Regions from separate parts of the Mus musculus genome. Here all the other regions are linked to region 1. A link is a contact called in ENCODE Hi-C or POLR2A ChIA-PET data. All regions are on one chromosome and are shown on one strand. Each heading gives the region's core, a stretch centred on a gene start or an enhancer-like site at or near the end of the contact. The rest is flanking DNA. Distances are from core to core; before and after follow the strand shown.

What was found. A loop is a pair of places that touch in the nucleus more often than their neighbours do. ChIA-PET counts read pairs that join two places held with the same protein, here RNA polymerase II (POLR2A).
Region 2: a loop to region 1 is called in a map of v-Abl transformed pro-B cells, with 2.5 times the contacts of the local background. The contact joins the promoter of Trip6 here to the promoter of Mepce in region 1. A Hi-C loop is called at or near these places in 2 of 37 maps with a recorded cell type or tissue (T-helper 17 cell and v-Abl transformed pro-B cells). POLR2A ChIA-PET finds 5 or more read pairs at or near these places in 1 of 5 experiments (Patski).
Region 3: POLR2A ChIA-PET joins it to region 1 with 13 read pairs in Patski. The contact joins the promoter of Zkscan1 here to the promoter of Mepce in region 1. A Hi-C loop is called at or near these places in 2 of 37 maps with a recorded cell type or tissue (both left cerebral cortex). POLR2A ChIA-PET finds 5 or more read pairs at or near these places in 2 of 5 experiments (Patski and embryonic stem cell).

The regions. Positions count from the first base shown.
Region 1 is chr5:137,784,796-137,788,875 of GRCm38, forward strand. Mepce (methylphosphate capping enzyme) reads right to left here and starts at 1,906. Exons shown (of 4, transcript NM_144913.3): 1 at 1-1,906. The coding sequence starts at 1,267. Zcwpw1 (zinc finger, CW type with PWWP domain 1) reads left to right here and starts at 3,007. Exons shown (of 17, transcript NM_001005426.2): 1 at 3,007-3,150.
Region 2 is chr5:137,311,840-137,315,919 of GRCm38, forward strand. It overlaps Trip6 (thyroid hormone receptor interactor 6), which reads right to left and starts at 2,402. Exons shown (of 9, transcript NM_011639.3): 1 at 2,121-2,402; 2 at 1,742-1,869; 3 at 1,512-1,637; 4 at 867-1,250; 5 at 301-394; 6 at 35-204. The coding sequence starts at 2,229. Slc12a9 (solute carrier family 12 (potassium/chloride transporters), member 9) reads right to left here. Exons shown (of 14, transcript NM_031406.3): 14 at 2,719-3,998. The coding sequence ends at 3,112.
Region 3 is chr5:138,082,827-138,086,906 of GRCm38, forward strand. Zkscan1 (zinc finger with KRAB and SCAN domains 1) reads left to right here and starts at 2,258. Exons shown (of 6, transcript NM_133906.4): 1 at 2,258-2,405.

The DNA.
Region 1 (4,080 bases), core at 656-3,155:
CCCGGCCTTGAAACCACTCGGGCTTCAACACCCTAAGGCGCACGTCCTCACAGGAAGGATTGCGATAGCCATAGTACTTGCAGTAATTCCCATATTGGAACTTTAGCTGTTGCTTTTTGAAGCCAGTTGCAGGTAGTGGGTGGTGGTGGTGACGGCCTCCTCCACTCCCTCTGCCCTTTTCCTTGGAACCCTGGCTTCCACCCCTAGCCCCTGCCTCTGACTTGCTGGAAGTCCTGCGACGTTTGCGATGTCGGGAGGAGGAAGAAGTAGAGGGTGCAGAGGTAACTGAGGCAGCTGGAGGGGCAGAAAGGGAGCCTGAGGAACCCTGCAGGGCAGATGGAAGGGGAGACACAACTTCATCCCTGCAGTTGATGGCTGTGTTGAGTTCATAGGGTTGAGGGGCATCACGGTTCTGGCCTCTGTTTTGCTGCTGCTGCGTAGCACCCTCCCCATGGAGTGAGGGCGTGAGAGGGTCAGTGGGCAGCACGGCGGCGTTGCTATCATTCCCTCCAGACGCCTGCTGCTGCTGCTGGTGGTGCGGTCCCCGGTGTCTATGGCGCTTGCGACCAATCTTGAGTGGTGAGGCAAGCACTACATGGGCCTCGTCAGTGCAAGTGTTGAGACTGAGCGGGTCAGTAATATCTTTGGGGATGAGGATCTCCACAGGGTCTCGCCCCTTGGCCGGAAGTGGGGATGACTTTGGGGTCTCCGCATTGAGTGCGCGACTCACTTCCTCATCCAGGAGGCTATTCAGGTTCAGTGGATCAAATATGTTACCCCCCAGAAGGAAATTGGATGGTAACACAGAGTCGCAGTCTGAATTCACTCGCCGGCGCCTCTTGAAGGCCGGATGTTTGAAGCTTCCACCGCTCCCTCCCCCCACGTTACAGCTATTTCTTCTTTTGCCCCCACCACCCCCAGGGGGTCGGTGGGGCTGGTAGCCATTGCGAGGTCGAGGAGGGGCTGGGGGACCCAGGTCCGTCCCGCCCCCTCCCCGGCGCTCCTCCCCCACGTCCGCAGGAGCGGCGGCTCGCCCGTGGGGCTCCCCGTGCGCCTGTGCCTGGGGGCCGCCCCCTCCGCTGGCTGCGGCCCCGGCCGAGTGCGCGCGAGGGCCCGGCCCGTGTTCTGTCCCATCACGGAGCTCCCCGGAGGCAGCCTCTTGGTGCGATTGCACCTCGGGGCCGCCCCCTCCGCCCGACTCATCTTTGAGCGGCGGCGGCGGGGCCGGCACCAGAAAGGGCTCCTTCTCCGCCGCCATCTCGATCATCTCCTCTCCCTGTTTAATTTCCCCTTCTCAAGCGAGGGTACTGAGAAGAGAGCAAGGGGAAGCCCCCTGTAACCCTTCCTAAGACCACCTCACTCCCTCCTTCCCCGAGTGCGCGCGCAGCTCTGCCTCGCGCCTCCACCTCCCTCCCGCGACACACCAAGCGCGCTCCACTCGCCCGCGAGACCAAAACAAGATGCCCGCGAGACCCGGACAAGCCGAGGAACCAACTGCGCGTGCGCCGACTCCCTTTTCTCCGCCACTACCACTCTGCCGCGAGCGCGCACGACGGGCGCGCGTCCCGCTCGCCCAGGACCCACGCATGCGCGCTCCGCCACCACCCAGGCTGCGCGCGCATCGGGAGTGCGAACCAACTTAACGGCTCCGAGAGTTTAAATACAGCCCCCCTCCCTAATTACCTCACCCTCCCCCAGCCCGAGACGCCCACCGCCCCACACGGACACCCGACTTCCCTTCGCTGCTAAGTCCAAGCCCTACTGATATCCTTTGTCTCTGCCGTGCGATCCCACCCACCGTAGGCGGGGAACGGGAGCTGGTGTGAAAAGGTCTCCTTGACACCCGACCCTTGTTCCTGAGGAATGAGGCTCCGCCGTCTCCGCCCGGCTCTAAACCCAACAACCTCCCTGCCCCGCCTCCTTCCTCCCCCATCCCCGCCCCTCCTGGAGAGCGCCTGCGCACAGTCCTTTTGGACTTGCGCGGGTTGAAGGGGCAACACGTGCTGGAGATGATGTTCCGCCCCCTCCGCTCTAGGGGCGGGGAGTGTGACGTCGTTTCCTTAGGTTCATTACACGCAGCGTGCGTCAGCACGTTTCCAAGGGGCGTGCATTCCCAGCGAAAGAGGCGGGCTCATGAATTATTCATGAGCGATCGCTGGTCTTTTCCCCACCCCTTCCCCCCGCCCCCAGCCTATCTCATTAGAATTAGGACTTAGGAGAACCTGAGGAGAGGATGATAAAGTAGGCTAAGGAATCGAGACCATTGTCTCAAGAACTGTTATCAATAAAATGCAATATATTATTTAATATATTTTCTGAATTGAAAACAAACAAGTACTAAAACATCGAGATTGTCCAAACTCCTCTTCCCCTGAAATGGCCCAGTTGTTCAAGCGGCCCTCCTCCTTCCACCAGGGACAAACATCTAGAGAACTACGCCTTCCTCTCCTCCCTACACCTACGTCAGGCCTCGGACGCCGCTGCCATAGTGCAGCGCCTGCGTATCGGTCCCTCAGCGCCACCCGCTAGCGTTGCGGATTTTACAGCATTATCCCTGCAGCTAGACACACCGCGAATGTGGGCGGGAAAGGGTATCGACCTGTTTGGGCTCCTGTTTCGGCCAATGGGAAGCACTGATTCTATGCAGAATCCTCAGACTGATGGCTGGCGGAGTTTCCCAGTCCACAGACTATTTGTCAGGAAAGAGCACTGTAGAGGCAAGGGGGGAGCTCAAGATGGTTTCAAAATTTAAGAGGGTGACGACAACTAAAAGGTAGGGAGTGATAGCACGAAAACAGGAAAGAGAAAGCGATTTGAGGCAGAGATAAGAATGAAGTGCCTAGGGCGCTTCGCAGGATATTATGGGGGGGGGGGCGCGGAACTAAAGATGTCAGCGAGGATTATGGAACTTGTAGTTTCACTAGGCTTTCGTTCTTAAGATGGCGGGCTACTCCGGCTGCGCAGACGCAGAAGCAACTTCCAACTGCGCACGCGCAGCACCTGAGCGCACGCCGCTTGGGGGCGGAATTTGTCCGTGTCCTCGCGCCTTCTCCTGGTGGCGGGAAAAGTTGCTCGAGGTGGAAGGGATGTGCGGAATGGCTGCGACAGCGTTAGCTGCGCTTCACCTTTAGGTCCTCGTCGCCCCAGAAGGTAGTTGTCTTTTATGCGACTGCAGAGGAAAGTGTTAGTTGTGGTGACTCTCGGTACCTGTTGGCTGAGGAGAAATTTTCTCTTCGGAGCCACAGCGGACCTTAGCCCCTGCTCTTCAGAATCGCTAATCTTCAGAACAACAACAACAAAAAATAACCCAGTATTGCGGAGGGAAATGAGGCGTTGTGGGACAGCGAGGCTGAGCGGGAGCAAAGGGGAAGAGGCTTCCATGGTGGCGTTCTTGGTCCGGGAGAGTAGCGAAGCGTTACTTGACGCTCTGAGGGGAGGCGAGGGTTGTTTGCCTGGGTGAGATCTCTGCTTTTAATGGCCGTCGCGGAGAGAATTGGTAAAGAGAGAGGAAAAGTAGAAGACCACTCAAAGGCCTCCCCTCCGCTGTGGGGTTCAGTATACATGGCCCCGCATCTTGCTATCTGTAAGCAGAAAGGACGCGCGCCCGCCCTGCGAAGGCCTAGGGCACAAGGTCCTCGAAGCAAGAGCATCCCCGAGGGCAGCCTGAGGTCGGGACACGGGGGTTGGGGGGAGCGGGAGCGATCCAGAGATTGCGGTCAAGGATAGAAATGACTTTTTTTTTTTTTTTTTCCGAGACAGGGTTTCTCTGTGTAGCCCTGGCTGTCCTGGAACTCACTTTGTAGACCAGGCTGGCCTCGAACTCAGAAATCTGCCTCCCGAGTGCGTGCGCCACCACGCCCGGCTTAGAAATGACATTTAATGTCACGAAAGAAACTGTTTTGCTCACAGGTGACCACACATCTTCGGGGTTTCTTCCACCACCTCCCCCAACCCCCACCCCACCGCGCCCCGAGCCAATACACTTTACTGTGAATTTTATTTGTAATGTTCTGTGGGAAGTCTCGTTTGGGTAGTTCCTTCTGAGAGTAAATCTGGTGAGGGTAGGTAGAACATCTTTCT
Region 2 (4,080 bases), core at 1,152-3,651, 470 kb before region 1:
TTTAGCATCCCTCTGTCACAGCCCAGCCGCTCACCACATAGCAGCTCTCACAATATGCCCGCCTCTCCACAGCATAGAAGTGCTGGCCCCGGAGCTGGGCCCGACAGGTAGAACACACAAAGCAACCAATATGGAAGACACGGTCCAGGGCCACAACCCCAGCTCCATCGCCCACCACATCTTCGCCACAGCCACCACACCGACCTGAGGACAGAGAGGAACGAGATCAGCCTCCACAGACCCACAACAGCAGATCCTCTGTCTCCTCCCTGTCTCCACCCTATCCAGCAGTCAGCTCACCAAAGTACTCCCCACTGGGAGGGTGGCTCATGTCATGCACCAGTTTCTTGGTCAGTCTCTCCAGTTCCTCTTCAGGAGGTTGGCCTAAGGGGCCCTAGAGTGAGAATTGGGGCTTTGAGGCGCTGCCTATAGTCTCAGACACCATAAATAACTCATACAGTCAGGAACCCCAAAATCTCAGAGGACATCTCTCAGAAGCTGATAGGGGGAAAGGAAGCCCCTTCCCTTTGGACATCTTGATCCTTGACCTCTGAGTACCTTAAAACTGGGATTGACTTATGCACTTATTTATATTTGAGACAGTGTCTCATATAGCCTAGGCTGGCCTGGAACCCATTATGTGCGTCAAATATGACCTTAATTTACTGATTCTCCTGCCTCTACCTCCCCCGCACTTGGTTTATACAGTGCTGGGTCTAGAACCTTGGGATTCCTGCATACTAAGCAAGCACTCTACCAACATCTCCTAAAAACAGTATCTTAAGTACTCCTCGGCCTCCACGCCACCTAATCAATGCCCAGTTACTTCCGGTGACCACAAACCACAGTGCCCAGCCCCAGCTTACCTGAGGCTCATGCCCACCTCCTCTCCCTCCTCCTGCAGGGATATGTACTCCAGAAGGTCCCTCCGGAACCCCCGGTCCTGGCTCTCGGTGGCTCCTATAGCCAGCCCCCCAGACTTCACCACGACCTGTCAGAGGAAAGTGGGGGCCTGGAAGAGGCCCAGAGGCCTGAGAGGCCCCTCGCCTGGGCAGTCCACAGCCTCTCACAGGTTGAGCCACCTTCACTTGTACAGGGAAAGCAGGGCCAGCTGGCGTGCTCGCGGTAGCATAGGAGGCTGGGGTAGGTCCACCATAGTGGGATGCTGGGAGCATCGGGGTTGGAACAGCACCTCCACTGGGCTTCAGGGAGCCTCCGCGGTAAGCATGGGGTGGGGGAGCCTCAAAAGCCTGGGAAGACAAGCAATGCAGAAACAGTAAAGCCAGACCCAAGATCCATGCGTGCCAGGTGGGAACCCCAGGGTAGCAATGACTTCTGACAAGTTCCCATGGCCTAGGCCTGCCAAGGAGGAAGTGCGTGATTCCTTGAACCAGGTGTTTATTAGTTGCAAAGAGGGTAGGTGGGCAGTGAAGAGGGTGGACTGAGGCTGAGAAGCTAGGGCAGGGAACTGGCTGAGGATGGGGAAGCAGAGACAGAACACAGGAAGTCACCTGTCTGTCTGGCCGCCTAGGTGCATGACTGCGACCCCCGTCCAGATCAGCCAACATGCTGGTGAGCGAATCTATCTCAGCATCCAGACTGCCAGGGCGGATGATCCCCCTGTCTGGAGGGAGCCCCTGAGACAGAGGGAAAGGAGGAAGAACAAATGCTGATGACACCCCCGACCTAGACTTCTTTCACCTTGACCCTGAGAGACCCTACCCTCATCTCCACTTCTCACCTGCAGGCGCTGGGGTGTTCCATGGGATCCCACCCAAGTAGGCCCCCGATCTTCCGGTACCCCCGGAGGCTGATAACAGTGTTCAGGCGGGAGGGGGCAAAAGTTGACCCTGGGGTGAGGCTGGAGTGCTAAAGGGAGAGACAGGAGGTGGGACTGGAGAAGGGTACCTCGGTAGAGCTGCCCTTCTAAGGGTGGCTCTCCTTCTTCACATTCCCGGGAGTCTGGGAATCAACCAAGAGTCAGGGAAAGTTGCACAAGAGCTGGGGCCTCTGGTTTGGGAAAGGGACAGCAGGAAGCAGGCAGGCAAGGGAGAAAAGGTGAAGGAAGGTGGCCAGCGGCTCTTCTGCTACTCCGGCGTGTGTGAGAGAGGAACACTTACTTGCTCCGTGGGCCGTTGGCGGGCCCAGGGCGCCTCTGGGCAGCGATCTCCCCTGAGGGAGTCTGGAGGGTTCTGGCTGCTTCGGGGGAAGCCAGGTGGGCCCGGACATGGTCTGGAATAGGGTTACTCCACTCCAGACAGAGGTCAGGGTCCCCACAAGCTCAGAGCCTGGAGCTCGGAGCCTTGGGCCCTTTCCCTCCCTTACTGTCCCACGCCCCGTTTGGGACTCCCGCAAAGAAACTTTTTCTGGCTTTTTTTCCTCCCTTCCTCCCCAATTTTGGAGACGACCACGCCCCCTGACGTCACCACATTCCAGGGGAGGGTCACGTGGCCCCAAGCCTTATTCTACAATCCTTCCCCTCTCTGGCCCCCTCCTGTTAAGAGAAGACCGCCCTCCTCCGGAGCCAAGCTGCAGGGTGGGCTGCAGGCCGCTCTGAGAGGCTCTGGCCCAGCAATTCTCTCGGATCCCTGCCCCAGTCTTGCACGTGGCAGCCTCTCGGCCCAGGCTCTGAACGCATCTGTCTCCACCCCCTCACGGTTCTCTCCCTTCCCACCCGGCTGCCTCTCACCTACCCACCAGCAGTGCTCCACCAGCCCATAGTGTTTCGGTCTTTTATTTATGGTCAGTAGTTAGAAAAATAAAACAAAACACAAACATCACCACCCAAGGAAGTCGGGGAGAGGGAGGCGGTGCGTCTGTGGCCAGGATGGGGACACTGAGGTAGCCTAGAGTCACAGAAGAGGCCAGCCCCTCTGGTCAAGGCACCAGTGAAGGAAGCGGAGGAAGACCAGGGACAGGGCCGCAATGTCCTCCCCTACAATGGGGCAGCCACCTAGAATTAGTGTACTATGTCCGTTCCCCCGCCCAAAGGAGACCATGGTCCCCTTAACACATCATCCAAAGGGCAGGGCCCACTTGGGGCGGGGGGAGGGGCGTCCATTGCTCAGAATGAGCCTGGGCCCGCTCTATCCAACCCTGTATGAACAGGCATCAGAGATCAGTGCAGGTTACCGGAGTGACCCCGTGAATAAGAAGGGTGGGACCCAGATCACGGCTCAGGGTCTCCAGCAGTGCCAGGTATCTGGGGTAGCGAGCAGGATCAGCAGGCGGTCGAGGCAGGTACAGGAAGGTAAGGGCTGTGGTGGGTCCCTCCTCCCCATCCCTTCCTTCGGGTCCCCCAGGGCCTCCTACGGTGCCTCGCCCCTGCTGTGCTCGCACCAGGGCATTGGCACTGCAAGCTAGAGCCTCAGCCTCTTCGTCTCCTCGACCACCATTCACAAAGTCCCCTTCCTCCTCCTCAGGCTCGCCAGTCTCTGCCCCTTCACCCCACACCACCTCTTGCACCTCTGCCCGGATCCTGAGTTGACTCAACAGGGCCCGAAGCCTTCCCTCTGCTGCCCCAGGAGCCTCCCTGGGCCCCAAGCACAGGAAGATCCGGAGCCGGGCACTGTGCCAGGCAGGCACCATGCTTAAGATGGTAGCCATCTGCAACAGAAAAAGGCCACAGACGTCCACGTAGCCAGGTCCACCCCGGGGCCTCAGCAGGTTTAAGGGCCACACGTCCACATGATGTAGCTGAGCGCTGCTACTGGACCCCCGGCTTAGCCGCTCCGGGGGCAAAGCCCCACATGCTCGTGCGAGAACCACATTCTTGTTCATCTTGAGAGCATCTGCCACCGTGGCCACGTAGTCTTGGGGACTGAGAGCCCTGGGGCTCCCAGGAGCCCGAGGTGGAGGGAACAGCGTGCTCAGGGCTGGCGACCCGCCCTCTCTGGTGCCCTCTGCAGGTTCAGAGAAGGCTGGGTCTGTTAGAAAATGGTCCTGGGGTGGGGCATCGTCGTAAAAACCCAGCACCAATGTGTTGGGCTTCATGCCGCCTAGGAGCAGAGAAGGGAGGCAGGAAGGAACAGAAATCAGACTGAGGACTGAGTTTACACCACATAAAACGCGCCCACTCAC
Region 3 (4,080 bases), core at 1,008-3,507, 300 kb after region 1:
CAGCCAGGGCTGCACAGAAAAAAACAAAAGACCACACCTTAAATAGGGAAGACAGAACTGATGGACACCTGAGGTTGTTCTCTGACCTTTATATAGACACTATGCAATGAACACACCTGCACCCACACATATAGATACACATGCACACAGGGAAGGAGAGGGAGAAGGAGCAGGGGGAAGACAAATAGGAGGAGGAAGAAAAGAATTGTTATTATTATAATTATTATTATTATCATTAAGCTTACACATAAATGTCCGTTTCCTCCTCCTTCCATCTTTGTTCCATCTGGACCTTCAACACACTGGACAGCACCACAAGTGTTCTAGGGCAGGTCTTCTCAGCCAACAGCATGTTATACTGGCTCAATAAAAATCTTAAGCCTTTAATCCCAGTCCTTTGAAGGCAGAGACAGGAAGATCTCTGTGGGTTCGAGGCCAGCCTGGTCTACAAAGTTCCAGGACAGCCAGGGCTTCACAGAAAAACCTTTGTCTGGAAAACCAAACAAACAAAAACCTTAGCCTAAAAGCTGTATGTGAGCTAAACTTTTACTTAGAGGAGTTTGTTTGCTTATTAAAAAACAAAAAACAAAAAACCCCTTACTTCTTATCTGGGAAAAACAAACACTTGCCAGAAGCTGTCTGAAAGAAATTTTGTCACAGCAGACAAAGGTCATGTTGCAGATACCATTTATGTTTGCTAAGATAAACATCTTTTACCAGCCAAAATGTGTTGTTATTTGCAAATGCTTGTATATTTTATTGCTACCTGCCAAGTGTTTGTGTATTATTATCTACCTAGCTAGCTATTTGTTCCTGTAAACGTGCCTAACTAAATTCCCTTTAATGATTAAGGGGATCAGAGTCCACTCTAAGATTGTCACAAAGACATGGATGACAACCCCACTACCTGACCTACAAAAAGCTGTAAGAAACTGCCAAGGGGACTGAACCCTTCAAAGCACAAGCGTGCTTTGTAGTCCATGCATGAATAAAGGTTTCTCCTACTTCTCCAAGTGAATGGCTGGCTCCTTGTTTCCTTTAACAATACTGCAAATAGGGGAAGGTGGAATTGGAGGATGACTTGCCTAAGGCGGTTTTGGGTGTTTGGTTTTGGACCCCAGAAGAGGGGACTGAGATGAATATTTTACATATCAAAACAGACCTGGTCTTCAGGTTCTCCCAGCATCCCTCAGATCCTACCTGGTATACCCTGCCCCCAGCCTTGAACTTTCCATCCCAGGGCTTGGGCTGCCCTTCCCCAGAGACTCTTCCCTTTATAATCCAAACATTTTGCTCTCCTCCTTCTCCTTCTCTTCTTTCTCTGCATGTAAGCCCTTTCTCTTTCTGCCTCCCCTCCCATTGCAACTCTCCTGCCTCAATCCTTGGGGCCAGTGAACTCTACCAAGAGCAGCTTCCCAATAAACCTGCCTTTATTATAATATAATCTAGCCTGAATGGGCTCGTTTCACTGGCGGAGAAATAACCTATCACTGGGAGAAGGGGGGCTGATATTGGGATGTAAAGTGAATTAATTAATAATCAATTAATAAAAAAGGAACAATACTTCAATTGCTTTTTAATTTTGGAGTATTGTTTTATAAAGTTATCTCCCCCATGCTGTATGGTCTCTTCCTTGTGGACTTGCCTTTGATATAGAGCCTTCTATAAGGTGGAGCCTCATTTCTGTATTGCCCACAAGGCAAAGAGATAAAGGCAGTAATTGTTGAGCGTCTGTAATTCCTCTGAAAGATCCTTTTAAAGTGCTATAATAGCATATTCTACAGAACCAGTGTAAGTAGCTTGTTTACTGAAAGATAGTCTTTTATCCTCGGGCCACATATCTGGAAACACCATGCACTCAACTGGCAAACCTCACCAGGGCTGATCTGTGAAACCAGACACCCCTGGCTTGGCTTTGATCTAACTCCATCTACACCCTTGCTTCAGCTTCTCTGCCACAGGCATACAATTACTATTATTGATAACTGCCCAAGATGGAAAAGATGGGGAAGAAAGTAACAAATATAGAGCTGAAAAATACTACATCAGGAAAAAAAAAAAACCTGAACACCCTAAACAGGATCACTTTATCTCTATCTGTCACCTCTGGAATTGAAGACAGGCAATCAGGGCTGGGGGGGGGGGGGTGTTGGGTAGGGAGACTCGGAACAAGAAATTCAGAAACCGAGATGCAAAGTCCTCCCGTGTTCCTAGAGGAGACCCGGAAGCTCAACTCGATCCCGGAAGATGAGGTGCTGACCTACTTCCGGTCTTTGTGACTCATTGTGCCTGTGGCGAGGTATTGGGAGGGCCTATGTCGGTGTGCAGTGCCCTTCGGTCGGGTTGAACCCAGAGCAAGCTGTGCTTGGTCGCCCGGCGTCCCCAGGCCGCTCCGGAGACTCACGGTGAGTCTCATGGCGGACTCTCGGAGGACGGGCGGGCTGCGAGGGTGGACCGTGTGACCACCCGGGGGGACTTGGAAAGGAGCCCTGCGGGGTCCCGGCGGTGCTCGAATCTCTGGGGTCAGTGGGGAGCTCTTTCATGTCATCATCCTTGTATAACATTTCTGAGGACAAGATCACAAATGGACGTGATCCCCGTGTCTGGATTCTTCTCCCCCTCCCCCCCTCCTGTCGCCATTTGCTGTGGTTGCAGGGGAAAGTGTTTTGTGTGGTTTTCGTTTTATTGCTGTCGTTTACTTCTCCGGGCGTCTTGGGTCCTTGAGAATCTTGAGATAAACGACGCGGAAGACCTTGAGCTCTGTACAGGTTTGAGGTTCCGAAAACATTTCCGGATCACTTGCTTTTCTGTCTTTCCATCTCCCAACGCTGAGCGAAAGCGCTGGCGGCTTGACGGTGGTTAAAAGATCTAGTAGAAATTAACAGCCGGCTGTCAGCTTTATGCAATGCTTCAAGACCTCTTGCTGGTTTAAGCCTGTTTAACTGTGCTATCTGGGAGATTAGTGGAGTGTTAGTTCACCTTGCTTGATTGCAATGAGTGAGACGTGAAGGGTATCTGGGAGAAACCACACTGGGCCAGTAGGAGATTGATCAGCTTAATGACCTTAGATGAGATTAGACATTTGCCAACTGTCAGTTTTATTATCCATAAAATTAACTACCTTTGCTCAAAAAGGTTCTTCAAACTTGAAATGAGTGGAGTTGGTAAATGTAATTGTAATTTAAAAAAAAAAAAAGGCAGCTCATTTAGTTTGAAGTTCCCCCTTCCTTCCCCTCCCTACACACACACAGCACACACACACATTGATTATAGAGAGTGGCTGTTCCATGGCCTGGGACCAAAGAAAGCATTTATTGTACAGGGCAGTGCTAGGCGGATTGAAAGCAGTCAATAAATACTTGTTGGAATTATGAAGAATTCATTGTAACCACATCAAGTGAAGTTACTAGAAAAGCTGGCCAAATGTGGGAAAATACCTTTATTATAAGGAAACTGTAGTGAAGAATTATCCAGATGTTTTTTTTCTTTCAGGTTTGTGTCCTCTTTCAATTACCACACAAGATTCTTACTTGTTATTTTATTCAGGATCATCTTTGTTAACTTACAGAAATGCCTGCGGCTGAATGCTATTTTCTTTTGTTGATCCTCTACTTCATGTCTCCATGAAGGAAACAGGAAAAATTTCAAGTGCATTATACTATATTTAGATACAACCAGGCCAGTGTACTAAGTTTTAAATCTTAGCTTTTCATTCTGTGGTGGTGTTGATATTCTTTAGATAGATTAAAAAAAGGGGGGGGCGGGGAGGGGTCTCTCTAGTTCTGGCTGAAAATCTAGCCACTGCCTCTAGAGTGCTGGGACTACAGGCACACAATACTAGACCACTAGGTATCTTTTAAGACTAAGTTTTTCATATTATAAAGCATTTTATGTCTCTGTTGAAGAGGGGAGTAGAGGATCATTTATTTAAACTTGCAAGACTGTGCAATAGAAGGAAGACTGGATTTTGAGAAAACATCCTTTGAAATAAACCATGCTTGCAGCCTGGAGTCTGGAGTCTTTTCTTGTCAGAAGTCATTTGTTTTTTTTTTCTTTGGTGAGATTTGGTTGCTGGGCAGT